Linked DNA regions of Homo sapiens: regions 1 and 3 are each linked to region 2. A link is an interaction called in ENCODE POLR2A ChIA-PET data of the cell type or tissue named here. Cell type or tissue: B cell. All regions are shown on one strand. Links, peaks and the distances in the headings refer to the core of each region. The heading gives the core; the rest is flanking DNA.

What was found. ChIA-PET counts read pairs that join two places held together with the same protein. Peaks named below come from ENCODE experiments on the same cell type or tissue, not always from the same donor. Only the 100,000 strongest peaks of a DNase experiment are listed, where the experiment ranks them.
Region 1: POLR2A ChIA-PET joins it to region 2 with 6 read pairs; 3 of 35 experiments call an interaction of 5 or more read pairs at or near these places.
Region 3: POLR2A ChIA-PET joins it to region 2 with 5 read pairs; 2 of 35 experiments call an interaction of 5 or more read pairs at or near these places.

What each region holds. Positions count from the first base shown.
Region 1 is chr2:24,984,469-24,989,817 of GRCh38, reverse strand. All of the region lies in intron 1 of DNAJC27-AS1 (DNAJC27 antisense RNA 1), which reads right to left. Among named protein-coding and RNA genes, the nearest start is that of DNAJC27-AS1, 15 kb to the right of the region's middle. In B cell, for the core only: no CTCF peak of the experiment used is centred there; no DNase peak of the experiment used is centred there.
Region 2 is chr2:25,224,208-25,229,556 of GRCh38, reverse strand. It overlaps DNMT3A (DNA methyltransferase 3 alpha), which reads left to right. Exons shown (of 23, transcript NM_022552.5): 23 at 1-1,683. Among named protein-coding and RNA genes, the nearest start is that of LINC01381, 23 kb to the right of the region's middle. RefSeq lists enhancers at 1-54, 2,971-3,030, 3,041-3,120, 3,171-3,300. In B cell, for the core only: no CTCF peak of the experiment used is centred there; a DNase peak (open chromatin) is centred at 2,934.
Region 3 is chr2:25,798,598-25,803,946 of GRCh38, reverse strand. ASXL2 (ASXL transcriptional regulator 2) reads left to right here. Exons shown (of 13, transcript NM_018263.6): 5 at 4,412-4,562. Among named protein-coding and RNA genes, the nearest start is that of ASXL2, 77 kb to the left of the region's middle. In B cell, for the core only: no CTCF peak of the experiment used is centred there; no DNase peak of the experiment used is centred there.

The sequences.
Region 1 (5,349 bases), core at 588-4,587, 240 kb after region 2:
AAGGCATTCCATGAGTCCATAGATGTTTCTATGGACTGCAATTCCATATGCAGTCTACTATGCAATTCTTCTAGGCAGAAGCATTGCAGGCAGGATAGGCAAAACCATATTCAGAGTAAGTGGCTATTCCAGTGAGGACAATCATATTTCCATGATGGAAAGGTCCAATATAATAAACCTGCCACCAAGTAGGTGGCTGATCACCCCAAGGAATGATGCTATATCAAGGGCCCAGCATTGGTCTTTGCTGCTGGCAAATTGGGCACTCAGCAGTGACCATAGAAAGGGCAGCCTTGGTGAGTGGAAGTCCATGTTGCTGAACGCATGCAAAACCTCCGTCTCTGCCACCATAGCCACTTTGTTCATGAGCCCATTGGGTGATGACAGGGGAGGGTGGGGAAAGAGACTGAGTGGTATCCACAGAACAAGTCATCCTATCCACTTGATTATTAAAATCCTCCTCACACTCTGATGAGCACTCACATGGGATACAAATATCTTCACAGTTTTTGACCACTCAAGAGAGGTCCACCTACATACCTCTTCCCCAAATTTCTTTGTCACCAATTTTCCAATCATGCTTCTTCCAAGTCCCTGACCATCCAGCCAAACCATTGGCTACAGCTCATGATCATTTCTCCTTCCAAGCAAAGTGCACAACCAGGTGCTCTGCTTGAAGTTCTGCCCACTTGGAAGATTTCCCTTTGCCACTGTCCTTCAGGGATGTCCTAGAAAGAGGCTGTAGTGCTGCAGCTGTCCACTTTCGGGTAGTTCCTGCATATCATGAAGAATCATCTAGAAACCAGGCCCTAGTCTTCTCTTCCTCTGATCATAGGTAACTCTCTATGAGGCCATCAGTGAAGGCTTGGGGAGAGAAGGCAGGGTGGCAGGAGTGGAGACCATGGGCATTTGAACCACTTCCTCATGTAACTTACTTGCACCTTCAGGACCTGCTTGAGCCTGATCCCATATATACCACTTCCATTTGATGATGGAATGCTGCTGTGCATAACCCACTTTATGGCTAGATGGGTCAGAAAGCACCCAGTTTATGATAGGCAGTTCAGGTTGCATGGTGACTTGACGATCCATAGTCAAATGTTCAGTTTCCACCAAAGACCAGTAACAGGCCAAGAGCCGTCTCTCAAAAGGAGAGTATTTATCTGCAGAAGATGGCAGAGCCTTGCTCCAAAATCCTAGAGGCCTCCACTGTAATTCACCGATGCAGGCCTGCCAAAGACTCCAAACAGCATCCTTATCTGCCACTGACACCTCAAGCACCATTGGATCCACTGGGTCATATGGCCCAAGTGGCAGAGCAGCTTGCATAGCAGCCTGGACCTACTGCAGAGCCTTCTCCTTTCTGGACCCCACTCAAAACTGGCAGCCTTTCAGGTCACTCAATAAATGGGCAGGAGTAACACCCCTAAATGAGGAATGTGTTGCCTCCAAAATCCAAATAGGCCCACTAGGCACTGTGCCTCTTTCTTGGTTGTAGGAGGGGCCAAATGCAGCAACTTATCCCTCACCTTAGAAGGAATATCTAATACTCCACAGGCCCCACAGCACTGGACTCCTAGAAATTTTACTGAGGTGGAAGGTCCCTGATTTTTAGTCAGGGATTTTAGATTTTAGATTTATTTCCCATCCCCTGGCACACAAATGTCTCACCAGTAAGTCCAGCGTGCTTGCTACTTCTTGCTCACTGGATCCAATCAGCACAATGTCATCAATGTAATGGACCAGTGTGATATCTTGTGGAAGGGGAAAATGATTAAGATATTGTGAAAACTCACTCACTATCACGAGAACAACATGGGGAAAACCGCCCCCATGATTCAATTACCTCCTACCAAATCCCTCCCACAACACATGAGGATTATGGGGTTTACAATTCAAGATAAGATTTGGATGGGGACACAGCCAAACCATATCAACATCCAAAACTACAGCGTGTTCAAAACAGATCTTGTCACTGTTTAAATAGCTCTCCTTTGGGGTCTCATTTCTGTCAGAGTAACTGTCATCATCTCAGCCACTCGGGCTCCAGAACGTGGGGTCAGCCTTCACTCCACTTTCTCGGTTTGCCCCACACCTAGCAGTCACCAAGAAGCTGTTCCTATTGTAGTTTTTTCATCTCTTCCTTGCTGTCCATTCCCATTGCCATTGTCATGTAGGTATTTATTGCCAGATGCCTAGGAACTACTGGGCTTCTGATGGCTAACCATAACCTACATAACCTTCTTTTCTTTTCTCTCTCTTTTTTTTTTTTTAAGACCAGGTCTCACTCTGGCAGCCAGGGTGGAGTGCAGTAGTGTTGATCTCAGCTCACTGCAGCCTCAACCTCCCTGGCTGAAGCGATCCTCCCACCTCAGCCTCCTCAGTGGCTGAGACTACATGTGTGTTCCACCATCCCTGGCTTTTTCTTTTCTTTTTTTTTTTTTTTTTGAGACAGAGTCTCGCTCTGTTGCTCAGGCTGGAGTGCAGTGGTGCGATCTCAGCTCTCTGCAACATCCACCTCCCAGGTTCAAGCGATTCTCATGCCTCAGCTTCCTGAGTGCCTGGGATTACAGGCATGCACAAGTGGATAGGGTGACTTGTTCTGTGCACCACCATGCCTGGCTACTTTTTTTTTTTTTTTTTTTTTTTTTTTGGTACAGACAGGGTTTTGCCATTTGGGCCAAGCCAGTCTCAAACTCCTGACTTCAAGTGATCCACCCACCTCAGTATTCCAAAGTGCTGGGATTACAGGTGTGAGCCATCATGCCTGGGCTAATTTTTTTATTTTTTGTAGAGATGGGGTCTCCCTGTGTTGCCCAAGCTGGTCTTGAATTCCTGGGCTCAAGTGATCCTCCTGCCTCAGACTCCCAAAGTTCCAGGACTACAGGTGTGTGCCACCACACCTGGCCTTTTTTTAATTTTTATTTTTTTAAGAGACAGGGTCTCTCTATATTGCCCAAGCTGGTCCTGAACTCCTAGTCTCAAGCGATCCTGCCTTGGCCTTCTAAAAATGCTGGGATTACAGATGTGAGCCACCTCACCTAGCCTACTTCTGTCTATTCTTGATACCACTCCCAAATTAGTATTTTTAAATGATGTTTTGTGCATGTTAATCAACTCTCCAAAATGTCTGTCAGTTGCCAAAGAACCGACAGTCACATGTGCTGGCCAGAACGAGTTGCACTCCTTAGCCTGACAATGCACTGCTGTATCAGAAGACCTGGCTTTCAGCCATCTGTTTCTTCAACAAATGCTAGCTAAGTTTCCATTCTGTACCAAGCTTTGTCCTAAGTGTTGGGAATATAAGTGAACCAGAGAGACAGTTATTGCCCTCAGTGAACTTGTTGCCTGGTGGGGAAGACAGCCAATTAGATTAACAATTACAGTTCAGGGTGACAAGTGTTGTCATTGAGTCACTTCATGGGGGTTTGTAGAAGCCCGAGGCAGAGCCAAACTTGGGGTGCGTGAATACAAAACAAGTGTCAGAGAAGGCTTTCCCGGGTAAACAACTTTCAACCTCATTTCCCACTATTTCCCTTTTGCAACTTTCTGTTCCATTATTCATCATTCTTTCCATATCTTATCCTTCCCTCAAGGTCCATGTTAAGTTTCTTCCCGGATCTCATACTCATGGTGATCGTCTTCTTCTCAGCTCTGATGGTATTACTAATTGGTGTAGGGGCTATGCTAACTTGAATTTATGTATGTGTTTATACGCATGTACATACACACCCATTAATTAGAATCATACAAAAATTATAGAATACTTAACCATTTTTAGCCCACAAAATGGCAATTCCATATGGTTCAACCATATGACTTGGAAACTTTCCCTAGAGCTATCCCTATATAAATCCACATACAAACTTACAGTTTAGCTTGAAGACATAAACTTATAAGCAGCCCTACAAATGCTCTGTCATATTTCCTACAGTCAAAAAAGTGTAAATTCTCATTTACATATTTTACATCTGATCACATGTACACATATAAACCCACAAAACGACAAATTCATTCACAAACGTCCTCATATAGCATACATTCAATATGCACACACGAAGCCGACAGATGCAGGAAATGCTAATGCACACACTCTCGCACACAAAGTCATTATAACCAACACATGAGTATACCCAGAAGCCCCACACATATGCTTGCATACACACATTCGTACCCAGATATATCCAGAATAATTCCCAAACTTAACAAAGCCAGGCACGTGGGCACCCTCGGGAGAATTTCACCCACTCACTTCTACCCTGTGTTTTTGCAGACCTAAAAAATCAGATAACAAGGTGATACAACTCTGTTTAAAATAGGGATTCATAAGCTCTGAGCAAGGATCTGGAGAACTCTACTGTGAGTAAAGAGCTTATGCTCTTATGCACAGAGTCTGTAACGTTCACCATGGCTACTCAAAGGCCTTTTTTGGGCTTATGCCCTTAGTAAGGTTAATGAGGCATTAGTGTCCCCTGATCCAGGTAAGGCCTTTTTTTTGTTTTGTTTTGAGTCCCTGCCAGGCCAACTTTCCTGCTGGGTTGGGGAAGATGAAAGCCAGTGACGGAGAAGGTGGGCTGGAAGCAGTTATGGGTGTAAATTATGACAAGCAACAGCCAGAGTTGTCCTAGGTGGACAGTCGTGGTGGCAGGGAACTGGCTATAGCTGACAGATCTGAGAGTACAGGGAGGGAAGACTCGTGGTGAGCAGGGGAGGGGGGTCTGTTCCTCTGTCGCATGCGCAAAGCTTCTTGGCTACAGTTTCCCTCTGGCTTGTTTCCCCACCACGCTGTCTCTGTCTGGTTTCCATGGACACCAAGAGCTATCACAGGCACAGCACGAGAAACCCTGAGCAGAGAGAAACATCAGGCTGGGGCTGCGTTTTTAGCTCTTAGGCCCTGTGAAAATTAGGAAGGAACTGTTTCTGTAAACTTTTTTGAAGTGTGACATACTATAGAGGAGCATTATACAGATCATTAGTGTGCAGCCCTCTGAATTCTCATGAAGTGAATACACCTATGTAACCCCCACTCAGATCAAGATCTAGAACATGACCTGCACCCAGACACCCTCCTTATAGCCCTCTTCCATCACTATCCCTGAATATAACCAGAATCCTGACTCCTCGTTCATTGATTAGTTTGATCTGGTTTGAACTTTATATGATTGGAATCATACAGTAATATTCTTTTGTGCCTAGCTTCTTTAACTCATTATTACATCTGTGAGATTCATAGCAGTACCATAGTATTGTATAGCAATGATTTAGTATTCCATTGGAAGAATATACCACTATTTATCCACTCCTCCACTGCCAGACAAATGAGTTGTTACCAGTTGTTTACTATTACTA
Region 2 (5,349 bases), core at 813-4,812:
GCCAGGCCCCTGTTTTGGTCCCGGGAGGTGAGTAATCTGAGTTTGTCATTGCGTATTCTCCACGCTGCCTGCTCTCAGTGCTGGAGACTAGAGAGCGACCCTGGAGTTGTCCTCTGGGAGTCCTGCCTGTTTGCCAGGGAGCAGCTGAAACCTCCCCGCTCCCAATCCCGGGGGTGGAAAAGGTGTAGTGGAGGAATGGTCTGGAGCTGGGATGGCCCTTCTGGCCATGCCCTGCTGAGCCAGGATTAAGGAAAGTGTCAGCCGCCTCCTTACCAGGCCCTGTGCTGGGGTCAGGAGGACCGGGAGGAGAGGGAAGGGGTGAGAGGATGGACTCTGCTGTTGTAGTGTGAGCTCTGGAATCTTTACGTTTTGGTAAAGGCAGGCCAGGGTCTTTGAGGATCGAGTTGGGGAACCTTGCCTCTGTGTTTCCGAGACCCAGCTAAGGTGGGCCTTTGGTGGGTGACCTGTCTCTGACCCGAGGCAGCAGAGTTTTGGGGGAGGGAGAAACAAGCAAGGAGCAGGGAGGACAAGGACACAAGATCCCTTTGCTGGTGGTGACTTACTCACTTCCCCCACCAGAGGGCCTGGGACTCCCGAAACTCCCGTAACTGGAAAGCTCCCTGGCTCAGCTCCACTGGGGGGTGAGGAGGGCGGCTCCCTCAGCCCCAGCCTAGCGGCCTCCAACCCTGTGCCTGAGAACATGAGCAGCGGTCTAAAGCATCCCCTAGTCCCATTTCACTTCACAGACCGATTTGGTTGCACAGCCCTAGAATTCAACAGACAACAAAAATGCTGAAATTCCTTAGAATACGCAGAGGGAGGAGGTGACTCACCAAGGTGCTAAAACATTTTATTAAAAATATATATTGTTAAATTAAGTCTGCTGTCTGGACAATGACTGTTTGTTTTGTTTTCTTGTAGTGGAGTTTAAAAGAGACTATTATTTTACTCTGATATATTATTATTAAAAAGGCATTTTAACTTTGTACTTGAAAACTAAATGAGCGATTTCATGTGTTTTAGCTGAGGCATTGAAGTAGCGGGTGCTTACTTATTTGTGGGAAATCATGTATTCATACTGAAGAATAAACTCCGTAGCTGATTTGGTAATAACTTTTACTGTTACAGACGATTTCGCTTTGACCCCGGTGGCAGAGCACTTTTACTCCACATTCCACGCAGCTAAATGCAGGACTTCCCAGACTCTTCCCTCCCCAGCCCTCTTTCCTTTCTCTTAAGTTCCTCTTTTCTCCTTTATTATTATTATTTTTTTTTCCTGGTTCCAGCATCCTTTCACCACTGTATTTTTTTTTTTTTTTTTTTTTTTTTTTTTTTTTTTTTTTTTTTTTTTTTTTTAGGGTTGCTTCTCTATTTATTGACAATAATAATGTACATTTCACAGTCTGGTTCTAGGACATTCAGGGAAGGGCGAGTGGGGGCCCGAGGGGTCCCTGCCCCACCCGCCTGGTGTCCTGTTGTATCTCTGTGTAAGTGATGCTCGTGACATAGCTGTTTATGAAATAATTAAAGAGGTCAATGCGTACAACAGATGTAGAAAGTCTGTCAGTTCCGCCTTCATCACATTTTTTTTTGTGCCCAGAAGAATATAATAAAGCTCCTTTCTAATGTACTTGTGCTGGAGAACACTTGAATAAATGGACTGTTTTTGTGCAAAAAGAAAAATGGAAAAGCACCGTAATAATGTCGTTTTGTCTTGCGTCTCCTTTCCCTGCCATGACTGTTCACAGCCTCCTCCAGGGGGCTCAAGTACCTAAGCGGGGAGGTGCTAGCGTCGGGCCCAGATGATGTAGGGCCTCCCTAAAAAACGTCACCTGTGTGAGCATCAAATTAGTAAATGGGAGCTGTCCCCTGGGTGCAGGAAAGAGTTTGGTTGACTGGAAGCTGAAAAATAAGTTATGGTGAGACAGGGTTGCTGGGAAAGCAAATTCAGCTCTGGGCTGAGCAACAGAAGTTTTCATACCAGAGCAGGGAGAAGAGCGCGCCTTATGCCAATGCCTTGGTCAGACACGGCGCGAGGAGGATTTTTGAACCTAGGTACTCAAACTCTAAACAGGGTTTTGGCAACAAGCGAGCATCCAGAGTGGTAGATGGTCGGGAATGTCAAGGGGCCCCAGAACAAATCGGGGCATTTGTCCTAGAAAAAGCAGGAATTGGTAGGCCAATGTTTGTAAACACGGACAGGGCGAGCCCAAAGGGCCGGGGTCTTTCCAGGTGTTCCACAGGCAGGTGGAATGGTGTGGGGGAAGCCAGTGTCAGCTCAGCATAAGGGGAGGGAGGTCCCTTTCCCTGCTCCAGCCAACAATGCAAGGGCCACCTTGAGTGCAGTGACAGCCACTCAGGGATACCCCCAGTTTTCCCTTCAGACCCCAAGTCTGAGTTCCTCTCACTGTATGGCCCTCCCCAGAGCTGTCTTGCAAGTGGACAGTGCCTCATGGTCTGCAGAGCCCTTCACCCAGTGTTCCCTTTGTCTGCATGACTCAATAATCACTAGTTCTCTGTCCCCACCTATCTAAAGTGACCATCTGGCTGGGCGCAGTGGCTCATGCCTGTATTCCCAGCACTTTGGGAGGCTGAGGTGGATGGATCACCTGAGGTTGGGGGTTCAAGATCAGCCTGGCCAACATGCTGAAACCGCATCTCTACTAAAAATACAAAGATTAGCCGGGTGTGGTGGTGCACGCTTGTAATCCCAGCTACTTGGGAAGTTGAGGTAGGAGAATTGCTTGAACCTGGGAGGTGGAGGTTGCAGCGAGCTCTCATTGCGCCACTGCACTCCAGTGTGGGCTGGATACAGAGCGAGACTGTATCAAATAAATAAATAAATAAATGTGACCATCTGAATAAATGCAAGAACTGGGATGATTCATACCACATCTCAACTCTAAGACCTCAAGCATCTGTGTTTCAGTTTCATCTTCTAAGTGCCTAGCAGGTCTAGCCAGTGCTTGCTTCTCTTAAAGAAGGGTTACTTGGCTGGGCATGGTGGCTCACGCCTGTAATGCCAGCACACTGGGAGGCCGAGGGAGGTGGATCACTTGAGGTCAGGAGTTCGAGACCAGCCTGGCCAACATGGTGAAACCCTCTCTCTACTAAAAATACAAAAATTGTCCAGGCATGGTGGTGGGCACCTGTAATCCCAGCTACTCTGGAGGCTGAGGCAGGAGAATTGCTTGAAACCGGGAGGTGGAGATTGCAGTGAGCTAAGATTGTGCCACTGCACTGCAGCCTGGGTGACAGAGTGAGACTCTGTCTCAAAATAAAAAATAAAAAAAAGAGGAAGGGTTACTCAAGGTTTCTCTCTTACATTAGGTTTCAGGGAGGTTTAGGACTGTACCACTTCACTGGAAGTATTGAAAGAAATTATAAGGGGAACGTTTGAGGAAAAGGGGACAACCCTACTAAACTAACAGGTTTTTTCCTCATGGGCACGTCTTTCTTTTTTCACAAAGTTGTAACTATACATTTAACTTGTACTTTTTCTTAGTATTTTTCAGTGTTGATGTAGAATTATTTTTATTTCAATAGTTTTTGGGGTACAGGTGGTTTGGTTACATGGATGAGTTCTTTAGTAGTGGAATTTTTTTTTTTTTTTCCGTGAGACAGAGTCTCGCTCTGTCGCCCAGGCTGGAGTGCAGTGGCACAATCTCAGCTCACTGCAAGCTCCACCTCCTGGGTTTACGCCATTCTGCCTCAGCCTCCCGAGTAGCTGGGACTACAGGCGCCCGCCACCATGCCCGGCTAATTTTTTTTTGTATTTTTAGTAGAGACGGGGTTTCACCGTGTTAGCCAGGATGGTCTCGATCTCCTGACCTCATGATCCACCTGCCTCGGCCTCCCAAAGTGCTAGGATTACAGGCGTGAGCCACTGTGCCTGGCTGGAATTTTTTTTTTAAATGGCTTCGTGGCACTTTCTTGTTGGATATTTGTTTCTATTTTTTTATTTTAGCTACAAATAGAGCTTCTGTAAACATCTTTATGTTTTGGCTTTTTTCTGTCCATATTTTGTATTTTTTCCTTAAAATGGATTCCCAGAAATAAAACTTATTGGAGCAAAGTAGCTGCACATTTTGGTTGGCTCCTCACACATTTGCCTGGTTCTTCAGCTCTCAGGCTGTCAGTTCAGAAAGAAGCAAACCTGGTTCTTAGTTGGACCAATTCAGAAATGTGTTCATCTCAGTGGGGAAGTCAAGACCCAAGATTTTTTTTTCTTTTTGAGAGTCTAGAAATTAGCAAGAAGCAAGAGGTATAAGCAATTTCATCTGGCCACTGAATTTTGAAAATTAGCTTATCTGGAGGAATCCTGGTAGGAGATGGAACTCGGACTGAATCTTCAAGACTTAGCTCCAAAGAGAGATGGGAGGGCTGGGAGAGGTGGGCATTGGTGCCCTTTAGCTCTGGAAGCCATGCCTGATTGTCCCAGTGTCATCAGAGCTGGGAGTGGGAGGTCTGGCAAGAACTTACGGGACAGAGGGAGCTACTGGAGCCATTTGGTTAATAAATACCATTCTGTGACAGGCCGAGTGCAGTGGCTCACACCTGTAATGCCAGCACTTTGGGAGGCCGAGGCAAGCAGATTGCCTGAGCTCAGGAGTTTGAGACCAGCCTGGGCAACATGGCAAAACCCCGTCTCTACTAAAATTACAAAAAATTAGCTGGGCGTGGTGGTGTGTGCCTGTAATCCCAGCTATTTGGGAGGCTCAGGCAGAGAATCACTTGAACCTGGGAGGGGGAGTTTGCAGTGAACCAAGATGGCGCCACTGCACTCCAGCCTGGACCACAGAGAAAAACTCTGTCTCAAAAAAAAAAATAATAATAATAATAATAATAATAATAATAATAATAATAATAATAATGATCCTGTGACAGTCCTGAGTTTAAGCAAGGCGTCATTTGGTGGCAGAGGGGTAAGGAGAGACAGGAGAAGGGTCAGGGCTGGGCTGAGTCAAGGTAGTTGTGAAGTGACAGGTCCGCAGTCCCTGAGACCGCCTCAGTGGGCAGCTCCAGCCCTGTGTCTGCCTGGGTGTGGTGGAGATGCTGCGCACCGGGCCCAGGCTTGCCGGGTCAGCACAGTGGGTCTCGAGTGGAATGGAGGAGAGAGGGAGACAAGAGGCTGCCTGGGAGCTGGCTGGTGAAGAGGCCAAGTGTGCATATAGTAGTGTGCATATAGTAGGGTCAGCTGCCAGCATGGGGAGTGGATGTAATTCCGAGGGGTGTGGGTGTGGGCACATGGCTGCTATGAGGCCAACAACAAGTTTAGTTGCAGGTGGGGGCACAAAGTCACATCCAAGGGGGACGGGACCCCTGGGACTGTCTTCTAGAGTTACTTCC
Region 3 (5,349 bases), core at 588-4,587, 570 kb before region 2:
AATACTTCTAACACCAGATGTGTGGAGGTTTCTCCTCACATACCAAGCAATTCTCCAGCAGACATCAGCTGGATGTCCTTTAACAATTAGAGTTCCAGTCTGTGGCCCGTTAGGAACCCGGCTGCACAGCTGGAGGTGATTGGTGGGCAAGCAAGCATGACTGCCTGAGTTCTGCCTCCTGTCGGATCAGTGGCAGCATGAGATTCTTGTAGGAGTGCGTACTCTATTGTGAACTGCACATTTGAGGGATCTAGGTCATGCACTCTGTATGAGAATCTAATGCCTGATGATCTGAGGTGGAACAGTTTCATCTGAAACCATCCCACTCCCTGACCCTTCAGTGAAAAAAATTGTCTTCCACAGCACCAGTCCCTGATGCAGAAAGGTTGGGGACCACTGCTGTAATTCAACTCCATTCTGATGCTATCTATCTATCTGGAGACAGTGTCAGATTCCACAGGTTGAGGGCTCAGTACCCTCCCATCCCCTTCAGATGCCAACTGTCGCAAGTCCCAGGTTGTGACCTGTACTTCTGACTGTCTGGTTATAATTGGGGTTCCCTCCTTGGGTTTGATTAATTTGCTAGAATGACTCACTGAACTCAGGAAAATGCTTTACTTACATTTACCCATTTATTATAAAGGATATTACAAAAGATACAGATGAATGGCCAGATGGATAAGATGCTTAGTGTGAGGTTTGTAGGAAGGTACACAGAGCTTGTGTGCCCTCTCCAGGCTTGCCACCCTCCAGGAACCTCCATGTGATCAGCTAAATCATTCATTCATTCATTCATTCATTCATTCATTCATTTTGAGATGGAGTCTCGCTCTGTCGCCCAGGCTGGATTGCAGCAGTGCAATTTCAGCTCACTGCAACCTCCGCCTCCCGGGTTCAAGCAGTTCTCCTGCCTCAGCCTCCAGAGTAGCTGGGATTATAGGTGCTTGCCACCTCGCCTAACTAATTTTTTGTATTTTTAGTAGAGACAGGGTTTTACCATGTTGGCCAGGCTGGTCTCGAACCCCTGACCTCAGGTGATCTGCCTGCCTTGGCCTACCAAAGTGCTGGGATTGCAGGCATGAGCCACCGCACCCAGCCGTGATCAGCTAAATCTCAAAGCTCTCAGAACCCAATCCATTGGGTTTTTATGAAAGCTTCAGCACATATGACTGATTAAATTATTGGCCGTTGGTGATCAGCTCCACCTTCAGTCTCCTCCCTCCCTGAGATTGGGGAGTGAGTGAAAGTTCCAACCCTCTAGTCACATAGTTGGTTCCCCTGGAAACTAACCCCCATCCTGAGACTATGCAGTAGCTCACCAAGAGGAAGAAAAGATGCTCCTATCACCCAGGAAATTCCAAGGGACATAGGAGCTGTGTCAGATGCTCCTTTTACTCAGGAAATTGCAGAGGTCTTAGGAGCTCTGTGTTGGAAGCTGGGATCAAGGACCAAATAATAGCAAAAGATTCTACTAGTAACACTATTGCTTAGGAAATTATAACAGCTAAAAAGAGCTCTAGGCCAGGAACTGTAGTCAGGAACCAAATATATATTTCATACTATATCACAATATTACCTCTGTGCTGGACACTATAGAGACTGTAAAGAGGGTTAAGCTGTGGCCCCTGAGCTCTTGAAGCTCACATTATAGTTCCTAAAATAATTGCCTGCTCTCAAAATGTTCTTTGCTTTTAAAAAATGTGATAATATAGAGAAATAAGAATTAATTTTGAATAAAGGAATGTAGCCGTTTTTTGTTGTTGTTAACTTGTAAGATTTGAGCTGGACTTTGTCAGATAAGTAGTAAGAAGAAGGGCCTTCCAGGACATAGGAATAGCTTAAGCAAGGGCACAGTTGGAAAGATTCAGAGTGGACTTGAAAGTAGAGTAAATTGGAGTGATTAGACCATAATCTTTGCGTGGACTTAAGTGGTAAAGATTCCAGTGTGGTAAACGTTAGGTAGAGATCAAACATTGGAGGCCTTTGAAAACCTGACTGAGCAGTTTGTGTATGGGTTGTTGGGTGGTAGATGTCACAGGTTTTTCAGGAGAAAAGCATAATCAAATCCAAGTTTAAGAGAATAACTCAAGTAGGATAGATTTAAGAGTGAAGCAGGAAAATTTGTCAGAAAGGTGGTTATGGTTGTTTGGAAGAAATACTCAGGGCCTGAATTAAGAGACTAGTAAAAGAGATGGAGACAAAGGACATTAGAGGAATAAATAGAATATGTAGCATTTGGAGTGGGTAAAAGGGGCTGAAATGATTCTAGAATTTGGGGCATAGGCAGTTGATCCTGTACGGATCACATATTTTAAGAAAAGAAGATAATTATATTTATATTTCAGATACTTGTTGAACCTATATGACAAGATGTCTGGCTGACAACTAACTCTATAAAAGCTGTCCTGCATTTTGAAGGAAATAATAGAAAAATATAGGGTGTGTATTTTAAGAAAGTGTATAACATAAGAGACGGCTCAGAGAGAAATGGCACTAGGACATAAATTTAAATGAAAAATACCTAACTTAACTAGATCAGAGTTTATAGTCTTGGCTATAATGTCATACGGATGTCAGTTTTATGTAGGAGGGTCACATTTTTGTGTCTGTCAGAATTATTTTTTATCTGATTGTTAAAACGATGTGGGAAAATAAAATATTGGAGGTAAAAAGAACCACTGATAGTTTTATAGCTTAGAAATAACATTCACAGGCTAGGCGCAGTGGCACACGCCTGTAATCCCAGCACTTTGGGAGGCTAAGGCAAGAGGATTGCTTAAGCTCAGGAGTTCAAATCCAGGACCAGCCTGGGCAACATAGTAGGACCCCAGCTTTATAAAAAAATTTAAAAAATTAGCCGGGTATGGTGGCACACACCTGTAGTCCCAGCTGCTCCAGAGGCTGAGGTGGGAAGATTGCTTGCGCCTGGGAGGTCGAGGCTACAGTGAGCTGTGATTGCACTACTGCACTCCAGCCTGGGTGACAGAGTGAGACCCTGTCTCCCAAAATAACAAAAAACCACAAACACTCACTAGTGTGTTTAGCCATACATGTGTATTTTTATATATTATGTAAACACATAGTAGCTGATATTTTTTGACCTCTTATGTTGGGCGTGATTCTAAGCATTTTACATTTATTAGCTCATTTAACTTGAGCTAATTGAAGAATGATCTTTTAAGGTAGGTACTATTATCCCCACCTTATAGATGGGGAAACTGAAGCATGAAAGGTTAAGATTTTAACTGCACAATTAGGAGAGGGTAAAGCCAGGAAGTCTTGTTTTCTAGTCTTTGGTCTTGGAACTATCCTGTTATTATATCTCTCACATGCTAAGCTGACGTAGTTATCCTTTCTGATTAGCATTCTCTCTCAGTGCAGAAACCAAAGAGTTTCATATGATTTGTTAAATGATTTCTTTCTTTTTCTTTTTTTCTGTCAGGAAGAACCTTCATTTAAAAAAAGATTTCTTTTTTATTTAATTCTTGCTACTTACTAACCAATATTCAGGAACCAATTAGATTCAAATAATGCACTATCTCTTACTGTCTAGACTCTTACTCTGTAATTGAATTCAGAGTACATAGTGGTACTTACATACACACATGGACATACATATATTTAATGAAATTATTTTATTTAGTTTTTTGAGACAGGATCTCACTCTGTCACCCATGTTGGAGTGCAGTAGTACGATCACAGCTCACTGCAGCCTCAAACTTCCTGGGTTCAGGTGATCCTCCCAACTCAGCCTCCTAAGTAGCTGGGACCACAGGTGCACACCACTATACCTGGCTAATTTTTGTATTTTTTTTTGTAGAGGTGGGGTTTCACCATGTTGCCCAGGTTGGTCTTGAACTCCTGGGCTTAGTCCTCCCACCTTGGCCTCCCAAGTAGCTGTGACTACAGGAGTGTTCGTTCCACCATGCCCAGCTAATTTTTTTTTTTTTTTTGCATTTTTTTTTTGTAGAGACGGGTTTCACCATGTTGCCCAGGCTGGTCTTGAACTCCTGGTCTCAAACATTCTAACTGCCTTAGCCACCCAAAGTGTTAGCATTACAGGTGTGAACCACCACGCCCAGCCAATAAAATTATTATGTAGTTTTTAAAATGTAAGAGTATTTAATCATTTACCTGGACTCATATCTACCCAATTTTTGTCTAATTTAAGCCTGTGTTGTGCCTGCATATGAATGTTGTATATAATTTTTATCTTCGGATATAGTTGGAAACATTAGCTTATTTGCCTCAAAGAGATGACAGGAATTCAGAAAATATTGCTGGTTCTGCTACTGAATCCTATAGTAACAAAAATTAGTGCAATTAAGTTGCAACATTGCATATCAGAAGTTTTAATTTCTGTTTGCTTAAATGGTAATGATTAATCCTAATTGGATGCCTACATTTTCAGAAAGATGTGCCGGATGGGGTGAAAGAGCTGTCAGAAGGTTCAGAAGAAAGCAGTGATGGTCAGTCAGATTCCCAGAGTTCTGAGAACAGCAGCAGCAGCAGTGATGGTGGCAGCAACAAGGAGGGAAAAAAGAGCAGGTGGAAAAGGAAAGGTAAATCCACCTGATCCTTCAATAAAGTACTAAATGCTGTAGGACAAATGCCCTTGTTAGTAGTTCCTCTTTTCCCAGACTCCAGGTCAGTCAGTCACTTTCCCTTACCCTCTATAACAGTCCTGTCAAGGAGAGTTTTCTGCAATGATGGAGATGTTTATATCTTTACTGTCCAGCACAACACAGTAGCCAGTAGCTACATGGGCCTATTGAATACTTGAAATATGGTTATTATGACCAAGGAATTTAAAAAATAAAAATGCTTTCTTTTTTAGAGCTGTTTCAGGTTCACAATAAAATTGAGAGGAAGGTACAGAGATTTCCCATGTACCCCTCCCCCGCCACATGCACAGCCTTCCCCACTAGCCACATTCTCCACCAGAGTGCTATATTTGTTACAGCTGATGAACCTACATTGGCACATCATCACCCAGAGTCCATGGTTTACGTTAGAATTTACTGTTGGGAGAGTACATCCTATGGCTTTGAACAAATGTATAACGATGTGTATTCACCATTATAGTATCAAACAGAATAGTTTCATTGCCCTCAAATCTTCTGTGCTCCAGCTCTTCATCCCTTCCTGCCTCCTAACCCCTGACAACCACTGACTTTTTTTTGAGACGGAGTTCCACTCTTGTGGCCCTGGCTGGAGTGCAATGGCGTGATCTCAGCTCATTGCAACTTCTGCCTCCTGGGTTCAAGCAATTACCCTGACTCAGCCTCCTAAGTAGCTGGGATTACAGGTGCCTGCCACCAAGCCCAGCTAATTTTTGTATTTTTAGTA